Linked DNA regions of Mus musculus: region 1 is linked to region 2. The links are chromatin loops, found by intact Hi-C in ENCODE. Cell type or tissue: heart. All regions are shown on one strand. Links, peaks and the distances in the headings refer to the core of each region. The heading gives the core; the rest is flanking DNA.

Region 1 (8,338 bases), core at 69-8,068, 60 kb before region 2:
CTCCCTCAGATCTGGCTGGGGACCAACCTATAGAGCTGATAGGAGAGGGCCCACGGCATTGTGGGTCATGCCACCCATGCCACCCCTGGGCTGGTGGTCCTGGGTCCTGTATGAAAGCAGGCTGAGCAAGTCCTAAGAAGCAAGCCAGTAAGCAGCACCATTCCATGGCCTCTGTATCAGCTCCTGCCTCCAGGTTCCTGCCCTGTGTGAGTTCCTGCCCTGACTTCCTCCAGGGATGGTCTACGATCTGGACGTGCGAGCCAGACCAACCCTTAGTCACCAACCTGCTCTTGGTCATGATGTTTCTTTACAGCAACAGAAACCCTGACTAAGTCAGATACTAAAGCCCTAACTGTAGTGAACTAACAGTGACAGTGATGATCAGAAGGAACTGAGAGGCAAACCTCCTCCTGCCTGTCAGCCTCACATCTCCCCTCGTCACACACTGCACAGATCCAGTCTGAGTCCCTCTCTCTTCTCCCCACCCTACAGCAGCCCCAATCACCTCTCACATGAATTGAATATCGTGTGACTATTCTCCTCCCTCAAGCTATCTATGAGAAAAGGAATAAGATCATTAAGTTTTGTATCTATCACAGATTAATATTGTAAAATGCCATAAAAGAACTAAAACTCAAATGAAGTCCAAGACACAAAAACTATACCCCCAACTCAGCTCCTTCTTTACTGCCGTGTAACCAGCTGGCTTCTACCCCATGCCCCTGAGTGTGGGACGTTCAGTAAGTGGATATCCCACCAGATATGGAGACAGAGAGGTGTATGTGGCGGTAACTGTGGTGCATGTTAACAGAACATTTCAGTCTTTCTCATAGTCCAGGGATAAGATGTCTATGATTTTTGCTAAACTGTACAGAAATAAAACAGCTCTCCAGGCCCAGAAGAAATACTGTGAAACAGAGAAGCATTCTTCACAGTGAAGAAAGTGAGACCTGGGAACAGCAAAGTGGCTCAGTGGGTAAAGGCCACCATGCCTGACAACTTGAGTTTGACACTCGGTGGAGGGAGAGGAACAACTCCTACAGGTTGCCCTCTGACCTCTACTCATGCCATGGAACATGTGTGCTACCCTGCCCCACACTCTCCTATAGACAGATGAATATAATTTCTTGAAAAAGAACTAAAGGAAGGAAAAACGACATGAAGAAAAACTAAACTGAGGTCAAATCATAAAGAACATCTTCAAAACGAATTAAGAATTCTAAATTTCACAGCCTTGAAGCAATGAAGATTCCTAAGATTAAACTGGAAAATAACATGATCAAATTCCAAGGGGTAACTCGAGGAGTCCTGCTAGCAAAAGGACAGCCACTAGCAAGTCACAGCTAGGAGGACAGGGCCAGACGTTCAGAACTGAGTCATTCTGTCTGTCCATTCGATGTCATTAATAAGCGTGGGGTACAACTTTAAGTACTTACATAGTACTTCTTGTAAGCGGTCTGTTCACTTACCCTTCCCCAGCAACACGTGGCTGTCGCTTCCATCGCTCTCCGCCTGCTCTTCCAATACCATGCTGTCCAGGGAAAGGGTATCCAGGGAGACCTGTGAGGCGCTCCTTTTCATGTTCTTGTAGGAAACAGAGAGTGGAGCTGGGGAGGGTGGGCAACGTTCCTTAGATTTAGCACTGTCAGCAAACAAAATCAATGGAAAATTACCCCAGGTATTGAAAGGACTTCGCCTTCCACTCTTAGTAGTGCTGGGGAGAGGGAGGGCCCCTGGAATCCCAGAACTGCGGAGGCAGAGGCAAAAGGAGTGCTGGAGTCCTAGCCCAGCCGGACCACAGCAAGACACAGGCCCAGCAAGGAAGCCAGCGTGTAGTAAAGGTAGCATCACATAGCGTCCCCAAGCTAGTAAGTGCTAAGAAGTATACCAAGACATACAAGTAAGGGCTATCTCAGATTCTGAACACAGACTCTTAATCCTGACAATGCCACACTTTGTCCTGAGGTTTTCTACTCCCAAACAAAACTAACAAATAAACAAGCCAAAGAAACAACAGAACTAAAACCACTTCCATTGCAACTGCACCATTACCTTAAGGACGTCTGGGATTTAGGTGCTCTGGCTGGGGGCGCCTCCTCTTTACTGCTCTCCGGGTTCTCAGAGAGGGAAGCTGCTTCAGGAAGGAAGTCTTCAGCTCTGAAGATGGAGTGTATGGCGTCAATTCCCTTACCAGTTACAGGGTTTGAAGGTGGGTTATGGTTGCCGTCATCATCCAGGGAAAGCCTAGTTGAGCCATCTCTGTAGTTTAAGACACTATCTGAGTCTGTGGAAGCCACATCCTTTGTGTGACTCCCTTCTGAGGTCATTTCTCCTGAGCCACTCTTGTGAGAAAGTCCACTACTTTCATCTTCACTTATTTTCCCTAAATGTTTATCTGATAAGTAGTCTAGAAAAGAAGTGCCTTTTTGCAGGTTTGTGTCACTGGCTGATTTGAAAAGCAACGGATCCTTTAAAGGGGCGTGGCTGAGGTCAACACTCATTGACCTGTTGTCTGACATGTGATTGAGAGTAGCATTTCTAATTCGGTGTATACCACTACCACCTTGTTTTCTCTTTGAAGACAAAAACCCCCCATTTTCTGCTGGCAGGAAGTCAGGAAGCAATGGGCTCCCACTTTCAGAAGCAGGAGAGCGCAGAGCACTTGTGGGATTCACTGGATGAAGCAGCAGGGCAAGCTCCGCACTGCGAAGTAAAATTCCAACGCAAACAGAAGTCTGGGAAGCGGGGCTTCCAATCACAGCTTCCACATCCCTCCGCAAGGTATCCGAAAGCAGAACGAGAGACTCGTGTATGAAAAGCAGCAGCAGATATTGGTAGTGATTGATCTGCATACTGACATGTTTATGAACACGGACCAAGACATGAACATCCGCATCTGAAGAGGAAGAGGAAAACCTTAAAAATGTGTCTGATGAAGGTCTTTGGCCGCCATTTGTCAGAGGCTCAGACTCTGTACTGTAATACTCCTTCAAGAGTTTCTTCCTCTTCATTCGGCCAGCCAGATCACTGGACTCACTTTGTGAGGTATTAAGGGTCACTTGATCACAAGTCTGGAACTCTTTCTGTAGCTCTGCGTATCTTGTTGGCTGGCAAATCCAGATAGACAGAGGGAAAGCATCTACAAAGCTTACTGGCCGCCCCTTCCCGCTTTTCATCCCTTCATAGTCTATCCAAAACTGGGAAAAGTACACCGCCCACACATCGGTGGCAGCAGATGTTTTAAGAGTGTTTTTATTCAATTTAGGGATAATATTCCCTTTATAAACCTCATGCATTTTGGTATCTTGTTCGTGGGCATGTCTCTGGAAGATGGGATGTAGAAGATTAAAACTGTCACAGGATTTGGGGAATCTAGTATAAGTTTTGCTAAAAAAGTCACACTCTTTAAAGTCTTGACACAAAGCTTCTAGATCAGAATGGCGGCAGTTCGGACAGTGCCTCGTGTTGGTGGCTATCATTTCAGAGCTCTGAATAGACACCGTGTGAGGCTGATCTTGATGGCAACCTGCCTTCACTTCAGAAGGAATGACAAACTGGAAGGGGAAAAAAATTGAGTTCAGTTTACAAATCCCTACATCATGAAAAATACAAAAGACTTGGTATTATTTTTATTGTTTTAAAGATTTATTTATTATATGTGAGTACACTGTAGCTGTCTTTAGACACCCCAGAAGAGGGCATCAGATCCCACTACAGATGGTTGTGAGCCACCATGTAGTTGCTGGGATTTGAACTCAGGACCTCTGGAAGAGCAGTCAGTGCTCTTAACCACTGAGCCATCTCTTACTTACTAAATGTTTGAGTACACACACAAAAAAGCACTAAGTGTGAAAAAGCGATATTCGATAGTTTTGTTAAGCTACTTTTAAGCCCAAGTGTTCTAGGAGACTGAAAGAATGACAGCAACTGTACAGACAGATGTCACCCGACTTGTTGTTCCAGGCTGCAAGAGAGCACACAGCTGTAATCGTAGCACTCTGGAGAACAGGCAGGGTATGCTGAGACAGTGAGACTAAGGCAGACTTATGACATAGTTCTCAAGAGGGAACTGAATCAGTGTTCCTAGCAAAGAGTCCAAAGTGGTTTCTGGGTACTGCTCATGCCCAGAAAATATAATGATCATTGTTTAGTTCTGTCTCAAGCACTATTAAACAACATGTTCCTTTATGCTAAGTTGAGAAGATTTTTCCTTATATGCTAGGAAATGTGGAATATTAGCTGCACAATGTTTTATAAAAGCGGCTACAACACATAATCTATCAACAACGGACCCTTCAGTAAATTGTCAGTTATGTCCACATCTTATTCTTTTTACTAAAATGTGTTTTAAAAACCTAAGATTGTATACAAATTAGATTAGTGGCTACTTACTTACAAAGCAAGTTTTGTTAACTTTAGACACTAATAATTGAATAATATGAACAAATGCAACTCATACACTTTAAAAACTTTGCTGTACACTTAACCTTTTCTAGAAGAAAAAAAATGTATAAACCCTATAACAGGAACAAAAAGGACTAAAGATTTTTAAAACCTCTTTATGTGACAGTGACTTGTTTATTATTTGCTGTCAGAGGAAGTTTGTGGAAGTCAGAGGACAACTTGCAGGAGTCAGTTTTCCTCCCATAATGTGGGACCTGGGGACTAAGGTCAGGTATTCAGGCTTACATGCCCCATTTTTACCCACTGCACCATCTCACTAAAGATTTACATTTTACTGCTATCTCTTACTTTCAAATGAATAGAAGTCAGAAAAATTAAAATCATAAATACACAAAAGTAGAGGAAACACTCTCAGATTTCCTATAGCTGAGAATCAAAATTCAATCTTACATTTCACCATGAAATTAAGATTATAATTAAGCTTACTCACGTCTGAACAGCACGTTATATCCTGGGATTATAACAATTAGTCAGTTTTATATCTATAAAAATGGCTTTGCTCTCAGCTGGGTGTGGTGGACATGTCTTTAAACCCAGGAGGCAGAGGCACGATACCTTTAGCATGAAGCCCCACTTGTTTCCACGATACCTTTAGCATTAAGCCGTCAACTCGGATGTCAACATGCTCATCGGATTTTGAGCTGTCATTCAACTTGTACACAGCCATGAACTGATTAAGACTTTGTTTTAAATCCAGCAGAAACTGGTTTAACCACAGAATGCTCCTTTCATCTACAGTAAACTGTAGAGCATTCAGCTGGCTATATAGGTTGGGAGATGGAACTGTGGAGAAAAAAAAGAAAAGTGTTAAGCTCCCTCAGCGAACAGACAGTTATGTTTCCATAGAAAAGATAGCCTTAACAAGTAATATTTCTCCTTAATCAATATCACACATGAAGCTACATATGTGACTAACAGCAAATATAGACATAAGACATTTTTCTATGCTTCACTAACTGAAAAAAATATAATGTAAATAAAATGCATAAACTGGGAGTCCTGTTAGATTCACAGTGAAGCAGAGTAATAAAACATCACCCTCTTAAAGCACGGTGTCGAAATCATGGCCTGCCCGTAAAGCCTATCTGCCTATCTATCTACCTACCTACCTACTTATCTACCTACCTACTCATCTATCTATCTATTTATCTATTTATCTATTTATCTATTTATCTATCTATCTATCTATCTATCTACCTACCTACCTATCTACCTACCTACTTATCTATTTATCTACCTACCTACCTACCTACCTACCTACCTACCTACCTACCTACCTACTTATCTATCTATTTATCTATCTACCTACCTACCTACCTACCTACCTACCTACCTACCTACCTATCTGCATCACACTCTGTGTCCTATAAAGAGGTGTGCCAGGCAGAAAGCCCATGAGGGGAGAGCATACACAGCCCACTCTCCTCTTTAACAATGGCCTAGAACAGAGCTTTCAAGTACAGCAGTAACTGAAATGTCTCGGATAATCCATTATTATACACTCGGTTTCCTCCCACTAAACTAATGCTGATAATTACAGGTTGTATCTCTTCTGAAACCGCAAGTATATTAATCATAAAAACTACAGGGTTCAGAACAGCTTGATGAGGTCTTTATTCTACAAGACTAAGAATCCTGAGAAAGGACCCCAATTTTCCAGTAATACTTGATACACCAAGTGAAGCGTCCTACAGTTTCTGATAACTATGGATATTTTTTCAGTGTATTGGTACTGCCTCCTACAGAACCAACTCATGTTTCTAATTGAATACATATAGGCTTGGTTTTTTTCTCCTTAAGCCCCTTTTTTTTTTTTTTTTTTTAAAGATTTATTTATTGATTATATGTAAGTACACTGTAGCTGTCTTCAGACACTCTAGAAGAGGGAGTCAGATCTTGTTGGGGATGGTTGTGAGCCACCATGTGGTTGCTGGGATTTGAACTCTGGACCTTCGGAAGAGCAGTCGGGTGCTCTTACCCACTGAGCCATCTCGCCAGCCCCCCCCTTTTTTTCTAGAAATGAGGTCTTCTCTACCATGCCTCTCCACCATGATGGTCTGCACTCCCAAAGCCTAAGGCCAATGCAGTAGGCAGAGGATAGATGGGCTGAAACCTCTGCTACTGCCCCTAAGTCATCCCCGTCCGGAGCTGAAGGCCCTGTGGCTAGAAGAACTTGAAAGACGGAAGGAGTAGACGTGAGATGATTTACTGGGGCCTTGAGGATGATAAAGACAGGACACAGGTGGACAGGCGTGGTTACCGGTCCAAGGATAAACCATAAGAACAGAACGTACTGTGTGAAAGTAAAATGTGGGCTGAGCGAGCAAGTTTCTTCTTCAGTCCAATTGAAATTTAGTAGGAATGGAATAAGCCATTCTGGGGGGTGGGGGTGGATGGCCAGAGCACATCATTGTTAACAAAATGGCAAAAGTGACAGAGCATTAAGTTTAGATGCAGTAACTAAGACATCCCAAAGAAAACCCAAAGCTTCTACAGCCACCAGCACAGGCATACTTTATTTTAATGATCTAAACTTGTCTAAGATCAACAACCTTCTATGCATATAAATGTCATGATTATTAGGTAAACATGCCTAGGACATTTGTAAGGACACAGTAACTATACACATATGTTTTCAGGTGCAAAGAACATTGCACAGGATGATCTATGTTTGACTTTGGGTACCTGCACTCATCTCTTCATTCCATTCATAAAAGCAAAGAAGCTTCCTTGAAGGTCTACCCCTAGGCTTTATGCTACAGACACAGAACATAGAAGAAATAAGGGATGTCCAATTCCATTTAACTTTCCATACATGAGACAGACATAAAACAAAAAAGTTGTGATTAGAAACTAGCTGTGATGTCGAGGTCCTTGCCTTTGGGATTAAGGGGAAGTAGAGTGCCCAGAGAATGCATCACACTCAGGAATAAAGGGAATTTCTAAAGAGAGACTGTGATGGCAGCAGCCATAGACGACGAGACGTCGTCCCCACACGGGGCAGCCCTGGGCTCCATGTGGCATTGCTAACAGGCTCTTCAGATGACCATGTAGCTCAGGGATACCTACCTGCTTATTTGTTGTTCTGGTGTCAGTTTCTGCTTGTCTTGGGCTTGGTGGTACTGAGGAGTGAAAGCAGGCATCACAGATGCCGGGCAAGCATGCCGCATAGTTCCATCTCAGCCCTTCAAACAGTGCAAACTAAGCTAGAAGGAGCCTGTCCTGGGCTCCTAATGTTAAGGGGAAGGGGCAGGATCCAAACCAAATACGACAAAGAGGCACACATGTTAAAAACAAGATCAAGAATACTATGCTTATTCTATGAGCTGAACTGTACACTCTACCCCACGCCTCTAAAGTGCTTCTGTTTACGGTTTAAATTCAGCACCTCAGAATGTGACTATTTGGAGACAGAGCTCTTGAAGATATGAAGGCAAAGTGAGCCCATATGAGTGGACCCATGTCCCACATGGCTGATGGATGCACAATGGTGTGCACTTTAAACCCAGCATTAGGAGGCAGAGGCAGAAGGCCAATCTGGTCAATAGAGCAGGCCAGCCAGCCAGCCAGAGTAAGACACTGTCTCATTTTTTTTTTTTTTTGAAGTTATGGCACCTGGAAACTAGTCTTTACCCCAAAGAAAGCAATCCTTGGAGAATGAAACATTTTAGTTAGGTACAACACCATGGAAACATTCAAGAAAGATCAGATGACAGGCGAATGGCTGCCATGGATGGCTTGGGAGCAGCATACCACTGTGGGAAGGAATATGGACAGACCATGCCTGCATTTCAGGTGTGCTCTTCTGTCACTTATGAGACCCTGGGAATATACTTCAGACTATCTTAACCCTACCTTCTTAGTCAGAAGAGGA
Region 2 (8,338 bases), core at 71-8,070:
TCCTCAGCCTTTCGGCTGCTGGCATCTGGGCCAGATGTGATTTCATATTAGAGGTCTGTGCTGGGTGTGCGTGATAGTGTTGGGCAGAATCCCCAGCCTCTACCTACCAGGTGACAACCTTCCAAGTCACAATAATCAAAACCATTGCCAAAGGAACAAAGTTCCAGTGGTTGACAACCATTGCTTCAAACAGGACAGAGACTCCACCCCATGAGGTACAGTCTACCAAGTGAACTCCTAATCTGCAGAAAAACCTGTGTATCATATACTATGTCCTGAGGCTAAGTGATGGGAGGCAAGTATTTGTGCTTGGATCTTTCATATCACTTTGCAGGTCCCAGCTTAATTAAATGTGTACCTTTTGTCCCTGCCTGTCTTCCGACTATCTCAGGTGTGTGGTCAGATCTTCAACAACTTCAACTACATTTTCCCTGCACATACACCTACACACATATGTACAGAGAGACACAGAGCAACAGATAAAAAGGTGTAATGGTGAAATGACAGGTAGTTCCTGCTCCATCTTCCTTTCTTATATATGAATGTTTTAAAGAACTTCTTATCCTCTTACGGGGTGCGGGGGCGGGGGGGGGGGGGGACGGATTCCCCTATAACCACCTTCAACACATACCCTGTGCTGACCTAAAAAAATCTGGGTAATTTCTTTCAAAGGCTTTTCATGTTTCATTTCCCCTAAAATATAACACTTCTAACCTCTTCCTGTCTCTCTTCACACACCCCAAAGTTGATTCAGATCAGTCAAGTCTACAAACTTCTCATTAAAGCAAGAGGCACTAAGGAAACAAACATTAGGCAAGAAACAGAGATGTTTCTTATAAGATGACTTATAATACTCAAACCAAGCAGCGCTTACTTAAAGCATAAAGCATATGTCAGTCTCTTATAAAACAGTTCCTCTTCCTCACTGGTCCAATATGCCAACGTCCAAAGTCCTGGCCAGCCTCCAGAATTGCCAGTTTCAATCTTAAGATCTCAACTTTCACTCAGTGTGACCATTCTATTTTTCTAGACAGACTTCTTCCTGGAAGAGTCCCTGCAGGAGAGCCTGGAAGAACTTGGGCATTTTCCTAATGTTTCCTCTCTCTGATGGTACAGGTTCCAACGCCCTCCCCCAGAGGATTCCACCATTCCAGGCTGGCCTCAGGCTCTACTGCCAAGGACAATCTAAATCTGACAGCTTCCAACTCCCAAGCGCTGAGACTACAGGAATCTGTCACCACACCCGCTTTATAAGGTATATAAGGTGTTAGGCACTGAACTCAGGGCAGCTTTCATGCTAGGCCAGCACTCTAACCCAGCCTGGGAAACTGAGTTCCAACTCACACATGGTGTGGTAGGTGAGCACCAGTTATCCTCAGATGTTCCATACATAGACTGGATCAGGCACATATGTGCACACTTGGATGTATACAGTAAATAAATAAAAATATAATAATCTTTAAAAAAAACTACAAATGGTTTCTCCATTTAAAAAGAAAGAAAATGCTATGTTTTAGAAACTTTCTGATTTAAAATGAAATGCTCATTACTATTTACCACACAGGTGTAAGAAATCAGGAAGATTATAATGTAATCCTAAGGGCTTAACTCTAAGTATGTGGGAGTTATCTATGTGGCAGAGTAAGCCATTACACGCCTGCTCTTAAGAGGTCTTCCCAAATGGACTTATACAAGAGAATTAAAGGATAATGCCCTAAGGCACTTATCGACTGAATTAGATTTTCTTTTGGGCATACAGAGTGGTACAGTATCATTATCCCTGGGAGAGAAAAGGGCAATAAAATCAGTGTCTATGGATCTGAATTTTCTTATGGCTCTTGAAATAGGCAAGGGCGAAGTGTATCTCATGAGTCAGACTCACCCTAAGTAATAAACATTATTCAAAATAAGATGACTCAGTATTGCACTATCTATATAATTAAAAAAAATCCAACAAAGCATGGTAGCACAGACCTGTAATCTCAGCACTCAGGAAGGTGAGGCAGGATGACACTGAACTTGAGGGTAGCCTGAGATTTATTTTCAGGACAGCCTGAGCTACTTAACCTGTTTAAATACACACACACACACACACACACACACACTCACTCTCTCTCTCTCTCTCTAATTAGTGATACTAAGAACCAAACACACGGTCACAAACTTTGCTATAGTTTGATACTTTATGTATACATACTGTGTGTATTAAATTTTATTCAATATAAAGATATAATGTCAGGAAAATATCTGCTGAATCATAGTATTGTTTTGTTCAATATGTTCTCAACTGTAATATATATATATGTATTACACACACACACACACATATCCAGAAAATGAAGACATGTTTACTATACAAGTCTATCATTAAACCTGAGAACGTTCCTTTAATCAGTTAAAAGCATTCATTAACTTACAAATAACAGAGGAGAGAAAGAGATCCTAACCAAGAGCTTTTAATTCTCTGTCACCAACTTGGAACAGGGTCCTACATTTAGCCTGTTTCTTGAGACAAATATGGAGAAGCCAAGAGCAGTAACAAACTGCCAGTTTACTGAGTCATGTTTCTGACTAAAACTGTGTTATGAAATGGAAAGAGTGACACGTCTGGGGTTTAAACACCAGGGACGTTAACTCCCTGAACTCAAGGGTCGCGGAACAAAATCGGAAAACTCTGCAGCAAGAACGAACGCGATGCGGGACTGAAAACGACTTCCACGGAGAACTGGCCGAAGCGGAGAAGTCCTGCTTAATTTCCCCTAAAACAAATCCGAACTGTGCAAACAAGCACACCCTCCCGTGCAGCGGAGCGGGGACGCCAGGTAGGGGGCACCGAGAACAATCCCAAGGTTAACGTTTCACTGGCACACACACACCCCAGTCCTCGGCTAACGGAGCCGCTCGGCTCCGAGCCCCGGGAGCTTCCGAGCCGGACCGGGTCCCAGCCCAACCCCATCCACCCAGCACCTGAGTGACGCCGGGGACGTCACCAGCCTCGGCGCAGGAGCGGCCCCCGGCGGAGGAGGAGACCCCGGCCCGCCGAGCCCCGCCGCCCTCCGCGTGACTCCGGAGGCCGGTCGGGGGCGCCAGCGGCACCGGCAGAGCCCGAACCTGCGACCTGGACCCGAGAACCGGCGGCCAGCGGACGGGACCGGCCCCGAGCGCTCGCTGACCTGGAGAGGTGCTTCAGGATCTGTTTCTTGATGATCCCAGCCATGGTGCCCGCCGGGCTGGAGCGCCGCTCTCTTGTCGCTCCTCACAGCCTCCTCACTTCGCGGCAGTCTTCTTTCGGTCCCGCCTCACCGGCCCGGAGGAGAAGCGCCGGAGAGATCACTCTCAGAAGAGACTCGAGGGCCTGGCCGAGGCCACAGCCGCCGCAGCCGCCGCCGAGAGCCCGAAGCATGACGCTCAGGCCGCCGCGGCCGCCGCCAGCGCCATCTTGGCTGCAGCATCACCTAAGAGACCGGGGGCGGGGAGAGGAGTCGGGGGGGCGGAGCGAGCTCGAGGTGGGCGGGACCTGTGGGAGTTCCGGGAATCTTCAGCCCTGCCTACTTCGGACTCCCACTAGGTCCTCCGCTGCCCTTTCCTAGTTGGTACTTGGGCTTTCATCTTTTCTTCATCCCTTTCATCTTGTCTGTGCCTCTCTCGCTGACATCCTAGTCTTGCTTCTTCATTTCCTCCGAACTCAACTTTCTGCTCTACAAGTAGCTCTGTTTATGTTATTCTTTTGGCCATTTCAGCTTTTTAATCTCAGTTTCTTTTACCAAGATCCTTCCCTTAGACTAACGGCTGTAATTTAATGTTTCCATTCGTTGGTCTAACCTTAAAGGAAGTAAAATTGACAGCATGTCATATTTAACCGAATATACCTAAAGACCTAGAAGTTAGAAAGTCTAGAGCCAGTGAGATGGCTCTCAGCCAGCAAGAGTACTTGTCAAGCAAGCTTGATGATCTGAACTTGATGACCAAACCACCATGAAGGAAAGAACTGCCCTTGAAAGTTATCCTCTGGACACACACACACATAGACACACTTAGTAGAAATTTTGAAATGGAATGCCCAAAATGAAGTCCTGGTTCTAATATTTTCTAGCTATGTTAACTTGGAAAGATTGTTTTCAGCTTTAGTTTCACTTCATGTATGAATGTGACTTTGGTCACACAAGGGGACGTCAGAGAACAGCCCTGGGTGTAGTGCCTCACTTTCTTCTATCTCTTCCTCAACAGCTACTTGTGTACTCCAGGTTACCTGGTTCCTAGGATCCTCTTGTTGGTCTCTTGTTGCCTCTCCCATATTGCCTAAAGAGTGCTGGGATTACAGACTTCTGGCTTCATGTGAATTCTGGAGACTCAAGTTCAAGTCCTGATGATTGAATGGCAAGTGTATTGTCTGCTAAGCCAGCTCTCTCAGCCGTTAACCTCACTTTTAATCATCTTTAAAATATAGTGTCTGCCCTTAGGGATGGTTTGGTAGGGGCCCTAGTAGGTACTGTTGGTGTGTCTGGGCCATATTGTCTGGCCACCTGTTGTAGAAGCAGGTTTTGAAAAAGATATAAATCACTAAAATATTTCATAAACAGGTGGGAGAGAGAGACAGTGTAGCCATTTGAGGTGGGAAGAAGCAGCATTAGAGTTCACAATGCTTGAAGCATGCCAGGGTAACAAGAATCTGCTAACACAAATACTGTGCAAGGATGAAAGCAATCTGAGCTGTTTGAAGGGAACCAAGCTGGGTGTAGTGACACATGGGTCTGTAATGTCAGCCCTTCGGGGACAGAGGCAGGAGGAGTGCTACAAGTCTGAGGTCACCATGATCTACTTAGCAACACCTTCTCTTGAAAAAATAAAAAAATAAAAATAACTACAAAGCCAAGATTTTATTACTTGGACATAGGATCCATAACAACTCATAAAAATGCCTGTCTTGGGACTGACTCCTACTTGGAAGCTGGCATGACAGTGATGGGTTGTACTTCAGAGCCTTACTAGACTAGCGAAGGCCGCCTGCAGCCAGCCAGGTCTTGTCCCTAGCTGGGTGACTCATTCCCAGTCTCTGCCCAGAACCCTGCTCCTCTCCGTCTCTGAGCTTCAGTAAGATAACATCCCTTGTCCCCAGTCTCTGATTCAGTAAGATAACATCCCTTATCCCCCGGCCCAACCCTTTTCTTCAGTTGACCTGAAGTTTCTTCTCTTAGAAATGATTAGGTGGAAATCAGCTGTATTTGCAGAGGAATAAATGTTAAAAGTAACATTTGATTGACAAACCAAACATAGGGTGTGGGGAGGGGCAAAGAAAGGCTAGCCAAACCTCCTGCTTCGCCCTGATTATGAACTATTAGGACAAACAAACATAGAGCAACAGAACACAAGGAAGTTCTTGAGGCTCGGACAGCCTCTGAGCACAGTACAGACTGGATAGTCTAGTGTACTTCAAACTGCCAACACCCACAGACACCTTTCTTCTGCCCTGGACTTCCTACAGAGTCATAATAACTCTAATACAGCAGCTCCCTGCCTTCATCATTTTAGCATAGGGGCTGGAGAGATGGCTCAGTGGTTAAGAGCACTGGCTCTTCTTCTACAGGAAGTGGGTTCAAATCCCAGCATCCACATGGTGACTCATACCTGTTTGTAACTCCAAGATCTGACACCCTCACACAGACATACATGCAGGCAAAACACCAATACACATTGTCTTAGTTAGGGTTTTACTGCTGTGAACAGACACCATGACCAAGGCAAGTCTTATAAAACACAACATTTAATTGGGGCTGGCTTACAGGTTCAGAGGTTCAATCCATTATCATCAAGGTGGGAGCATGGCAGCATCCAGGCTGTCATGGCACAGGCAGAGCTGAGAGTTCTATCTCTTCATCCAAAGTCTGCTAGTCTTCCCAGGCAACTAGGGTGAGGGTCTTAAGCCCACACCCACAGTGATACACCCATTCCAACAAGGCCACACCTCCAAATGGTGCTACTCCCTAGTCCAAGAATATACAAACCATGACACACATAAAAGTAAATTTTTAAAAATTTTAGTTTATATGTACTCATAGTACACACGAGTGTATGCAAAAGTTAGGGAAAAATTGGTGCAATTAATCTTTAGCATTTTAACTTTTTTGAGCCCTTTGATTATAAAACCATATATCCAAAAGGACACTTATATACCATTTATTTACTGGTTAGTTGAGATATATTAATTTGTATGAACATATAACCCACATGTCAAATCTAACTTGGCTATGGTATGCAAACTTAATTTTAAAGTTTAAAATGAGCCAAGCAGTGGTTGTGTGTGTCTTTAATCCCAGTACTATGGAGGCAGAGGAAAACAGAGCTCTGAGTTTGAGGCAAGTCTGGTCTCCAGAGCGAACTCCAACGTAGCCAGGGCCACACAGAGAAACCATGTCTCAAAGAGAGAGAGGACGAAAGAAAGAAAGGAAGGAAGGAAGGAAGGAAGGAAGGAAGGAAGGAAGGAAGGAAGAAAGAAAGAAAGAAAGAAAGAAAGAAAGAAAGAAAGAAAGAGGAAAACAACTATTCATTCTTTAATCAGCATTTTTAAAAGTTATAGGCAAGCTGGGCAATGGTGGTGCACAACTTAGATCTCAGCACTCTTGAAAGACAGAGACAGGCAGATCTCTGAGTTCAAAGCCAGCCTAGTTCCAGGACATCCAGGGCTACAGGAAACTCTGTCTTGAAAAACAAAATGAAACAAAGAAACAGAGAGAGAGAGAGGGAGAGAGAGAGAGAGAGAGAGAGAGAGAGAGAGAGAGAGAGAAAGGAAGGAAGGAAGGAAGGAAAAAAGAAAGAAAGAAAGAAAGAAAGAAAGAAAGAAAGAAAGAAAGAAAGGAAGGAAGGAAGAAAGAAAAGGAAAGAAAGAAAATATGTTATAAGCAGATATAGGTAATTCCTGCACCTTGGGCTAATCCAGATATGGGTATATATCAGAAAGGATTGTTTTCAAAATAGGCTAGGAAAAAATGAAAATAAACTAGGGAGTTATAAAAATACACCTATGATATCAAAAACAATAGAAGAGTTATATGGTAATCCTTTCAGCTTATCTACTTGGCTTGGTTGTTGTATCTAAATAAATGCATATGTAAATGTCACTTAAAATTTTCTGTATTAAAAAAAAAAGGAAATTGTTGAAATAGGAAAAACTGTTACTACATTCTGTTCCTCTTTTTCACCCAGCCACAAGGGGTGTTTTTAAGAGACAAAAGTGACCACAGAGTTATGTCTACATAAGGAAAAGAAGTTGCACTCCCTCCTGGGGGATGCATCAGAAAGGTACGTGGGTTTAGAGGGTAGTTTATGCGTAATCGAACAATCTAGCCTGTTTTGATGAACTCGTATGGAATTAAGACAGCGCCACATGCCTGGAGTTCTAGCTCATCGAGTGGAAGTAGAAGGACCATCTGAGAGGCCTTTGAGGTCAATGAGAGGGAGAGTGAAGAATAAGAGGAAAAGGCAGAGATGAAAAGATTGAGAACCAGAGTGGTGAGGGGAGGAAGGAAGGGAGAGAGAAAGAAAGGCCCGCCCTTGAGAATGGAAAAAAAAAAAAATAACGTGTGGGTTGACTATTCATGCTAACATTTAATCATATACTATAAAACAAGGTCTTTAAAAATATCTGTAGCTTTCTGATAGTGACAACCTCCCTACAAGAATACACCTTTCTAAAGGAACGCCTCCATCCCTCTTCAGAAAGGAGAGGGGGAAATGCTAGGGTGGTGCCTGCTGCAGAGGCTCAGCTCAAGTTGCTGTAAAGTCACTTAGCCCCCATTAATAAGGACCCCTTTTCTATTTTGGCTGCTCTATCCTCTGCTAGCCTCTAGGAAGAGAAACAAGATCGACTGAAGGACGTTCTTTCCAGAACAAGCAGGATAAAAAGCATCCCATGGCCAGGCAGTGGTGGCGCACGCCTTTAATCTCAGCAATTGGGAGGCAGAGGCAGAGGATTTCTGAGTTCGAGGACAGCCTGGTCTACAAAGTGAGTTCCAGGACAGCCAGGGCTATACAGGGTGGGGGTGGGGGGGAATCCTAAGATAAGTGGAAAACCACCCAAATAAATAGATAGATAGATAGATAGATAGATAGATAGATAGATAGATAGATAGATAGATAGAATCTAGGTTTTTCCTAAACAACAACAAAGTTGTTCCCTGCCCCCTAAGAGTAAGCAACCTAACGTGAATGTAGGGTCACGTGACTAAGACTCTGGGTTCTGTCTCTTGACTCAAGCTCAAACGTTGCCTTAGGAACTTTTTGTAGTGTAAACTTGGACAAGATTTGTTTTTTTTTTTAAAGGCTTACCCGTATCTAACTTCTG

Evidence for each region. Peaks named below come from ENCODE experiments on the same cell type or tissue, not always from the same donor. Only the 100,000 strongest peaks of a DNase experiment are listed, where the experiment ranks them.
Region 1: a loop joins it to region 2, with 2.2 times the contacts of the local background. A loop is called at or near these places in 2 of 42 quality-filtered maps.

The regions. Positions count from the first base shown.
Region 1 is chr10:89,799,928-89,808,265 of GRCm38, reverse strand. Uhrf1bp1l (UHRF1 (ICBP90) binding protein 1-like) reads right to left here. Exons shown (of 21, transcript NM_029166.2): 13 at 5,054-5,247; 14 at 2,053-3,554; 15 at 1,470-1,642. Among named protein-coding and RNA genes, the nearest start is that of Gm31090, 8.1 kb to the left of the region's middle. In heart, for the core only: a CTCF peak has its summit at 3,680 (motif pointing right); no DNase peak of the experiment used is centred there.
Region 2 is chr10:89,740,124-89,748,461 of GRCm38, reverse strand. It overlaps Uhrf1bp1l (UHRF1 (ICBP90) binding protein 1-like), which reads right to left and starts at 3,471. Exons shown (of 21, transcript NM_029166.2): 1 at 3,174-3,471. The coding sequence starts at 3,217. It overlaps Gm30963 (predicted gene, 30963), which reads left to right and starts at 7,269. Exons shown (of 4, transcript NR_155765.1): 1 at 7,269-7,296; 2 at 7,838-7,999. In heart, for the core only: a CTCF peak has its summit at 3,077 (motif pointing right); DNase peaks (open chromatin) are centred at 2,901 and 3,491; H3K4me3 peaks cover 1,773 bases; H3K27ac peaks cover 1,152 bases.